2 separate regions of the Homo sapiens genome follow, and region 1 is linked to region 2. Evidence: chromatin loops called from intact Hi-C (ENCODE). Cell type or tissue: A673. All regions are shown on one strand.

Region 1 (5,000 bases), 1.4 Mb before region 2:
GATTACTTATATAAGAAAAAATCAGTGACTTAAATATTGCTTTTGTTCTATAAAGATTAGAACATTGTTACAGAAAGAAAAGTAGGCACGCAGTTGTTAGAACCAGGTGTGAAGATCAAAGCAGCCCTGGTAAGTAGTAGTAGTGATCAGAAGCTGAACCACCTGAATAACTTCATTTCCTTACATTCTCTCTTATGGGAATAAGATTAAATTTAGAGCATGTGCCAAGTCTGAATCTGCAGAGGTGAATTGATACACAGGAGTAGGTACCTAGGCAGATTTATTAGCCCATTTTCACACTGTGGTAAAGAACTACCTGAGAATGGGTAACTTACGAAGAAAAAAGGTTTAATTGACTCACAGTTCAGCGTAGCTAGGGAGGCCTAAGAAAACTTCCAATCACTGAGGAAGGCAAAGGGGAAGCAAGGACCTTGTTCACATGGTGGCAGGAGACAGAGTGAGAAAGGAAGGAAGGGAGGGAGGGAGGGAGAGCAGGAAAGGGAGGATGGAGGGAGAGAGAGAGAGAAAGAGAGGAAGTGCCACCCTTTAAAACCATCAGCTGTCCTGAGAACTCATTCACTATCATAAGAACAGCATGGGGAAATGGCCCCCGTGATCCAATTACCTCCCACCATGTCTCTCCCTCAACACATGGGGATTACAGTTTGAGATGAGATTTGAGTGGGGACACAGAGCCCAACCGTATCAGCAGACCACTATAGGCCAAGTTTAAATCTGGGTTTAGTGGTTTTTCTATTATTTTTCTTTAATCTTACCTGTTAAGTGGAATAATCTACCAAATACTTACTAGTAATTACCACATGTGAAAAGGAGGGAGAGGAAGCAGCGTCGGGCAAAGAGAAAAGATGAACTAAGATGCAGACTCAACCAAGCTTTGGGTAACTCAGTGGAGCGTTCTGGAAAGAGCAGTGTCCTTTGGAGTTGTCCTACCACAGGCCAAGATGGCTAAAAGAGCTGGAGCTTTAACCTTCTCCCCAACTTCCTCTATTCGGTCACCATAAGTAGACTGCCCAAAAAAGGCATGATCATAGGAGGACTTTAAGATAGAAAAACTGAAAGACATTCTTCCAAGAGCATCATTATTGTAAGAGGAAAACAGAGGAGAAGACTGCAGGGGATCAGATCACTGAATTTGCCCTCATAGGAGGACATTGAAGACTTCGGTGAAAGCAATTATTCTAGACTGATGGAGCCCAAAATCAGAATACAACAGGTTGTAGAAATAAAATGGAAATTTGGGAAAGAAGAGATACGTTAACAATAGGATGCAATCCTATTGCCACCAAGGACTTGCTAGAGTGTGTGGGTATTTTCCCTTTCTCAATGGGCCAGCCAACATTTCCAAGTGTTCTAATGGAACAATTAATAATCAATGGATCAATTCTTTTAGAGCTGTTTTGTTTTTACTGGTGGAGTGAAGAAGTGGGTATCTTTGAAGAATGAATGGGCAGGCATCAGAAATGATCTGTGTGGTTTCTAACTATATGAAGCCTCAGTAACTCAAGCAAAATCCTTGAATCTTATGTCTTTTTTTAATTATATTTCTCCAGTCTCCACTCAGCTTGAGCCACTTTCCTTGGGAGTCAACTCCAGTGATTTAGAAATGGAAGTCTTTTCTCGGCCTTAGTAAAAGTGGTGATTAGTAAAAGTGGTGAGAGACTGTTGATCACTCCATCTGGGATGTAACGCCCAAGCCGACTAAAGAGATATTCTTAGCATTATACTCTGGAGCCTTGATTTCATTTCCTCATAGATGCATTATGGGGTTTAGACTGTCCGTAGTATAAAATACTCCAGGGTGTACTATGTATCAGGTAGTAAAATGTAATAGAAATATCCTGGTGATGACTCTGAGGTATTCATTCTAGCTGTAAATTCATTCTAGCCTTAAATAATCATTATGTAGCCCCAAGACTATTGTGAAGTCACTTAATCTCTTGGTGGGGGGTGGTCTTAGTTTCCTCATCCGTAACATGATTGGGTTGAAATAGTTCTGTAATATGACGTTCAACTCTAAGACTAAGCTCTTGAACTTGAAGCATATTTCATGTCCTTGGGAGTTAGATAGGATTTTCTGAGCCTTTGAAATTTAACCTCCACATGCAACATTGTTTCTGTGCACACACATTATTTTAAATCTCAAGTAACCAACTTGAAAGTAAACTTTGTGAACCTAACACATTTATATGATAGTTTACTTGTATTTCCACTTTTAGAAACTTTAATTAAATTCATAATCACTTCATCCACAAGATGTCACTGTCGGCCACAATTTATGTTTAATCAACTTGCTTCCTCTTCCCCCAGGGCTTTATGACAAGCATGTGCTATGTAGAGTTAAGCACACAGAGATCCAAAACCTTTGAGATCATTTCTGTGTTAAGTGAAAGTCAATGTATAATGAGCAGATTTCAAAAGTAAATATGTGTATGTCATGATAGTCCTTAAAAAATGCTTTTAACATTATCCACTCATTTTAACATAAAAAAGTTTCTAATACATAATTTTATAAAAGAATCATAAGAATCCTCTAAAACAAAGAAGAATATTTAAGGGTTAAATAATTTTTTTGTCACAAAAATACTATCTTGGAGGGAAATTAGAGTGTTTGGTATGTCTTGTGATTGGTTTGAAAGGACAAGACAAAAAGTTTTGGTTAAATGCGAGTGTACCTTTCTGCAAGACCTGGTATCATCTGGGGTATAGAAATGGCATCAGGCATTTCTATTTATTTATATAAGATGGAGGGTGCTGCAGTCTTGGCCCTTGTTGCAGAACTTTATGCAACACCTGTGCCCGTGTTTACAGGGCCCTTCTCATCATTTAAGCCTCATTAACCACACCAGAACTAAATTGCACCATTTCTTCTGGTTTAGGAACTTGAATGACAGTGGTGAAACGTCACTGGAATTATGCATGTCACTGAGTACCACAAAATGAAAGCTGTGAACACTGAGTTTAGTCACTGATATAATAAAGTATTTCATTGTGTGACAATTTTATCCCTGAAGCATTTCCTTGACATAGCGTTTGAGAACACTGTCAAAAAAAGGATCTTACAATTGCCTTAGATAAACTCAAATCACAATTATCAATATCATCTGACTGCTAGAATAACGCCTTAACACATTAATCTCTATGATTTCTAACTACTGTGATCAGATTCTGTAAAGTATTTTCTAATACTACGTGGAGAATTGGCAACACAAGCATGGCAATCAAGGGAAAATCTATGTTCTCCAATAAAAATGTAGTATTTTGGGAGGCCACTGGATGTCAGACTTCACTCTAAAACTGTTGAATTGGTTCAGTCACATTTATCATTCAATATTTCCCTGAATTTGGAGTTCCTGAAGGTAAGGCATTTTCATATTCTTATTATCTTTTCTATGCCTATTAGTTTCAACTGAGCCTAATTATATTTTTCAATGAATATATAAATTTAAAAAGAACACAGATTTTGTTTTTTAGTTTGATATGCCCTCATAGTTTCTCACTTTCTTTGAGATGATTCTTCTATTAATGTTAAGATTTTGGGCATGGTGGCTCACATCTGTAATTTCGGCTCACACAGTGGCTCACATCTCCCCAGCACTATAGGAGGCCAAGGTGGGAGGATCACTTGAGGCCAGGAGTTCGAGGCTGCAATGAGTTATGAATGCACCTCTGCACTCCAGCCTGAGCAACAGAGTGAGGCCCTGTCTCTAAATTTTATGTGTATATATAATTTCCGCATTAGAGAGAAGGAGTAAAATTAACAAATAACCTCTTCACATTCTGTACAAGTGAAATTTGTTGTTTGGCTTACTGCTGATCTCAACAATAGCGTCACCATAAAGATGAATGAATTTCTCCATTGTTTCAAGCCCTCTCTGCTGTTCACACTCTTTTGGCCTCACAGATTATGTCCGGTAGTTTCTCTTGGCTGAATGCTAGGAAATATGGCAGAAGCGATGAACTAGGTAGGTACAAGAGAACCTAGGTTCAAATACATGCCCTTCCACTTCTTAGCTGAGTAACTTGCGGAATATTGCATATTGTCTCTTGACCTCAATCTTAAATGTTATAAAATTAAAATAATATAGATTCATCTCAGAAGTTTCATTAAGACGGTGTTTTATTATCTCTACTTGATAGCCGGCATGACAGAGTTGGGTTAAATTTCTAGGAACAATCATTTCAGTCTTCCCAACAATTTCAGACTCCCAAATCCAGCCTGGAGAAGCTTTACCCACTGAACCACTGAAAGTGGCTTTTACCAACAGGATGTTTTTGCTCCTCAATAGGGGACAAAGATGGAACTGCATGAGAAGCTGGAAGGAATTCATTTGCTGGACCTAACTCACTCAACCAGATGGAAAGTTGGGCATTAGCACAGTGCCCTGGAGCATGTGTTGGGCATGCAGTTTGTTGCCTCATTGGCCCCAAGTCTTCCTCCTACATGCTTCTGCACATACTGGCTTCATTGTTTCATTGTTCTACCCCACGGGCAATCAGAACATCTTTAGTCAATGTGCTTCCAGGCTAACAGAAGGCAGCAATGTTTTGTATCTGGCTTTTACCAAGCGTCCATCTTTAGTACTGAGTAGGACTTGCATGGAGGCAGTGGATGCATGCTTGTGTTTATCTCAGCCTTTAGCATCAGTCTGGATACAGGTAATATCAGTGGAAAATAGTGGCATCTCTTGCTCACATACACTCAAAGAACTTGGACAGCAACAAACACCGACTTCTGCATTTCTTTAAGTTCCCAAAACTCTTTGGCATAGTTTTCACGTGATTTTTCAGATTTTTTTTGTTTGTTTTTTTGTTTTTGAGACAGAGTTTCACTCTTGTCTCCCAGGCTGGAGTGCAATGGCACGATATCGGCTCACTGCAACCTCCGCCTCCTGGGCTCAAGCGATTATCCTGCCTCAGCCTCCTGAGTAGCTGGGATTACAGGCACCTGCCACCATGCCCGGCTAGTTTTTGTATTTTTA
Region 2 (5,000 bases):
AGGGGTAAGATATATATAACTTCAAAAAATGATTGTCTTAACAAGTAAACTCAAGTAATATTTGTAATTTATAAATGCTGTCTACTAGCTGTCCTTTTGCATTTCTTTAAAAATAATTAGCCTCTAAAACTTCATCAGTACAAGTTTAAATGCAGAGCAATTAAGGATTTCCAAAAACATTGCTTTAATCTGCCCTTAAGTTTCTTTACTCTTTCTTGAAATGTCCGCAAAATTAATTGGACTCCTGAGCTCCATTCAGATAGATAAAACAATAAGAGGTATATTTTATATGACAAGCTCACAGCTTTAAAAAATCATTAAGAGCTTGGCAATAATATCTTCAATGCACTTACTATTACCTATTGATCCTAATGCACTTGACTTATCTGTAACGATAAAACTTATCTTGACCTTGCTGAATACAAATAGCCCAGACTAAAACCTGCAATGGCCTCTCGAGGGGAAACACAGCGGTAATCATGACCAAGATGATACAGGGAACCTAAGTGCTCAATACAAATGTGCCAACAGAATCAACATTTGTTTCAGTCTCACTTTGGTAATAAGAAATGAGAAAGCAACAGTTTTCTATCTATAAACAGCATTAAGTTCTTTTCTCTAATCAACCTTACACATTTTAATCAAGGAACTAGGACAGCCTCTGTCATGTCCTTCTGTTATTTGGCTGATTCTTCAAAATACCTGGTCCCATCTGCTTTATGACGTACCCTAAGGACAAGGGAGTGGGGGACTCCCCTCAAATTCGACACCCCCTTTTGACGGGGGGGGGGGGAGAACTCGGATGTCTTCCCTTGGGGACATCCATAACACCAAAGAAACTTAGATTTAGAAAATGACATTTTGTTCCAGTTCTACTAAACTATTCTAAATTTGCACCTGCAGTGACTAATGCATAAAAGATATTCCTAAATGTTTTTCTAAAATTACATGACAGGTTCCTCAACCATCTCGTTCATCTCTCAAATTTTACCCTACATTTTTATTGTCAAAGTAAATCACTAAGTAAACATTAAATTACCTGCTTTCCTAAGTCTGTGGATACAAAGTAAGTCAATGAAAGCCGTTTTCCACCTTTTAAAATAGGTCTGTTAGAGAGAAACACAATTTCAACAGAGCCAACTTTTTAGCTAGAGTATTTCATAAAGTTAGAAAAAAAAAATCTTGAAGAAAATACTAATTCCCTAATTTGATATGGCTATCGATTAAAGATTTAAAAACCCTAAGATTCCAGATTCTCAAATATTTTACAAATATTAAAGCACAGAATGAAATTAATTATAAACATATTAAATTATTACTTTTAATTTTTTCAGTTCCAAAAAATTGTATAGCAAATAATCTATAATTTAGTCTTGAAATAAGATTTCTGTTTGTTTTTAAACTACTTATAGAGACTTTGGGATTTATGGATAAATTATAACTTCATGAATTACACCTCTGACAACTCAAAATTCAGGCTTGGATTCTCTCTAAACTCCCTGCCCCCAAATATTTCCCAAGGCAGCCAGGCAATGAATGCACATTTAATGTTATTTTATATAACATATATGTCTTTTAAGAAAGAAAGAAATAACTTTAATTGTGCTTTAATACTATTTTAGTAGTTTGATATCTGTATCAAAATTGTATGATTTTAAGGCAGCGTGAAAAAGAAATTATATAAAGAATTTGCTAAGTAGATCAGTGGCTTTCTTAAGCAGTACACTAATGCAGATATAGTTTTGAAAACCCTGCAAGAATTAGTTGTCCTGTATTATTATTCAGGGCACCTGAAAGCAAGATATTATAACTATGGCACATTAACTCTGCTATTTCTCAAGATAGAACCAGGAGTTTTAAACGTTCCCCATTGAGTAATTTGCTCAGAGCACCTAAATGAAACATACTGTAATTTTATATATTTCCATCTACAATATTGCTTAGTGCTGATAAACGGCAATATAACTTCCTATATTTTAATAGGCAACAGTTCTGGCATTGGCTATACACGAACACAGACTTAAATAATAACGCCATCCACAAACTCTGCCACAAAGAATAAGGCTCCATTGCTAATTATACAGGGAACTGATTTTAATTACACAGAGAACATTGCTTTTAAAAAACACTTTCCAAACTGCAAAGGCGGAGGAGCGGGTAGCTACTGGGAAAGAAAGAAAAAAAAAAAAAAAAAAAATCAACCCAACACTTCTACCATGTTACAACAGTGCCCTCTACTGGTAAACTGGAAACTTTGCAGGTTAAAAAAAGAAAAATTAGAAAAGAATGCCAGGAAGAACAAACTTTAATTATGGAAATTTCGCTGACTTTCTTTAATATAAATAATGAAATTCAACTTGTGTCACTTTAAACCTAAATCAATATTTAACTTGACATGTGAAAAGCGTCCCGATTAAATTTATAGTTTTGAAATAACTGTGAATTTCAGAAACGTGGTTTCCCACTATATATCATCTGGCTAAAAGACAAATCATGTTTATTTTAAGTGATGAACAAATATTAGAAATATTTGGATAGTTAATCAATATTTCTTAATCTAAAATTCACATATTTAGTAAAAGAAATTAAAATCTAATTCATTAAATGTATGAATTTTTACTTCTCAGGCTGTCATGCATATAATGTCATGTCAAAATAGCAATCGTTGGCCTGGCGCGGTGGCTCCCGCCTGTAATTCCAGCACTTTGGGAGGCTGAGGTGGGCAGATCACCTGAGGTTGGGAGTTCAAGACCAGCCTGACCAATATGGAGAAAACCTGTCTCTACTAAAAATACAAAAATTAGCCAGGCATGGTGGCACATGCCTATAATCCCAGCTACTTGTGAGGCTGAGGCAGCAGAATCACTTGAACCTGGGAGGCGGAGATTGCAATGAGCAGAGATCACACCATTGCACTCTAGCCTGGGCAACAAGAGCAAAACTCCGTCTCAAAAAAAAAAAAAAAAAAAAAAAAAGCAGCAGTTATTTGTCATCAATTTAGATTCAGAGAAAATTTACTATCAATTTATTTATTTTAACCAGTAAATATTTCTTTAATCCAATAAATATTTCTGTAAGAATATCTGGTTTTAGGAACAATTAATATATGCTTAGCACACAGATCTCAATAATGAAATAGCCATCATTACTAATATTTCCTTTGTTTGAAGTAGAAATTCTACCACATATGCAAGTCTGATTTACAAGAAATAACAAGACTTCCAGCTACATGTATTTTAAAATCTTTGAATTTTATATTGTATGATAGGAAACTTTTAAGTGAACTAATAAAGTTTAAGAACAAGTATATTAAACGACTGACTACAGTGTATTACTATTTTTAATTTCTAGCAAAAATAAACTGTTATGTCTAGACTAAAAATTTTCCGTTGTCTTTCCTTATACAAAAATAATTTCTATCACAGATACATACAATCTAAGTCATGAAAATTATACTTCTGAAAGCAATATAAGAACTTAATAGCTTTATAGGAAACAATTTTTTTTCATATTACAAGAAACTCTGAGCTTCAAGAAAGGTAAGGCTTAGAATACATTCTTTTAGCATCTTAAATATGGAGTGGGGGTGGCAGGGCAGAAGAAGGGATCAAGAACAAAATGGCCCCAGCAGGAGACTGTCAGGGAAAAATGTTAAGTGGGGGCAGGCATGAGTGTTAAGACACTCAAGGAAAGGACTTAGAGAAGAAGTGAAGGAAGGCGAACTCAGAAGCGTGTCGAGTTCTGCCGCTCGTTAAGGCCTAAAAACTCAAGTCAGGAGTCTGTAGAAGTTTAACAAGTTACCATCCTAACTCTTCAACAACAGACCGCCATTTTTCACTAACAGTTACAGTTTCCAATTGTACAATGGAAATCAATAGAAAAATGAAGTTTACATTAAAAAATGTATTTTATAATGAACCACCAGAAAGTATCTTCCATCAGGCAACACTCACGTAAATAAATTATATTCTAACCGACCACTGGAAGAAAAGAAACAAAAGTAATTAGGAAAGCAGCAGAGAATTAACTATAAGTAAAAATGGAGAGAACATATCCTGATGGATCTGAATTTGTTTTTTAAACAATATACTCCCGGAAAAGTGAGAATTGGTTTCTAATATACAGTAGTTCCAAAGTACAACCAATGACTGATGAGAATTTCATGCTCAAAGAAGAAGGAATGATGGACTTGGGATCAGAGTTTTATGATTCCCTACTCATAAGAATGAGTTCAAAGTTAAACCTCTATTCAGTAATGTAATGGGAAAGACATGTCTTTAGAGCGAGTCCTTAAAGCAAGTTTTGTTTTATGCCAATACCTACATTACTATTTGTATACTAATACAAGCCGTTTTCATTTCTCCTAATTATCTAATTTTTTTAAAGATGCTCACCTGAAATCCCTAAAAATAAATTTAAATATGCAAAACTTGGGGTCGAAAGTAGTTCAGTAATCTCTGGGCCAACCAAAACCCAGGGGTCAGGCGTGATAAAAGAGGCAAAGAATTTTTAAAGAGCAATTTATAATGGAAAAAGTACAAATAGTTTATAAACATAAATATATTCATTGGTAATCAAAGGCATGCAAGACAGAACTATTTTTCACCAGTCTGCCAAAGATCAAAAAGGATAATATGCACTGCAGATGCAGGCACAGGGAAGGAGGCAGTCCGTGCTGCTGCAGGGGTGCATGCTGGGACAGCCTTTCTGGAGGGCAACTGAAATATGTATCAAAAGCTTAAAAAGGTGACAATCAACACAGCAGTTCTTCCAGGAATTTCTCTTAAGGAAATTATGAGAAAACGCAAATGGATGTGTGTGATTAAGAATGTTAATAAAAGCACTGTTAAAATAGTGAAAAATTCTACACAATCTAAATGTCACAACAGGGAACTATGTAAATTCATGATGGCACACACAGGTAATGCAACACTATGCTCCCATGAGGATAAGTTAACAGACATGGAAAGACCTTCACAATAAAATAAGCTGGGGAGAAA

The links. Peaks named below come from ENCODE experiments on the same cell type or tissue, not always from the same donor. Only the 100,000 strongest peaks of a DNase experiment are listed, where the experiment ranks them.
Region 1: a loop joins it to region 2, with 15 times the contacts of the local background. A loop is called at or near these places in 70 of 110 quality-filtered maps.

What each region holds. Positions count from the first base shown.
Region 1 is chr10:9,299,633-9,304,632 of GRCh38, reverse strand. No RefSeq gene overlaps it. Among named protein-coding and RNA genes, the nearest start is that of LINC00709, 27 kb to the right of the region's middle. In A673, CTCF peaks have their summits at 2,070, 2,270 (motif pointing right) and 3,304; a DNase peak (open chromatin) is centred at 2,312.
Region 2 is chr10:7,869,411-7,874,410 of GRCh38, reverse strand. All of the region lies in intron 2 of TAF3 (TATA-box binding protein associated factor 3), which reads right to left. Among named protein-coding and RNA genes, the nearest start is that of TAF3, 53 kb to the right of the region's middle. In A673, a CTCF peak has its summit at 2,233 (motif pointing left); a DNase peak (open chromatin) is centred at 2,180; H3K4me3 peaks cover 652 bases; H3K27ac peaks cover 302 bases.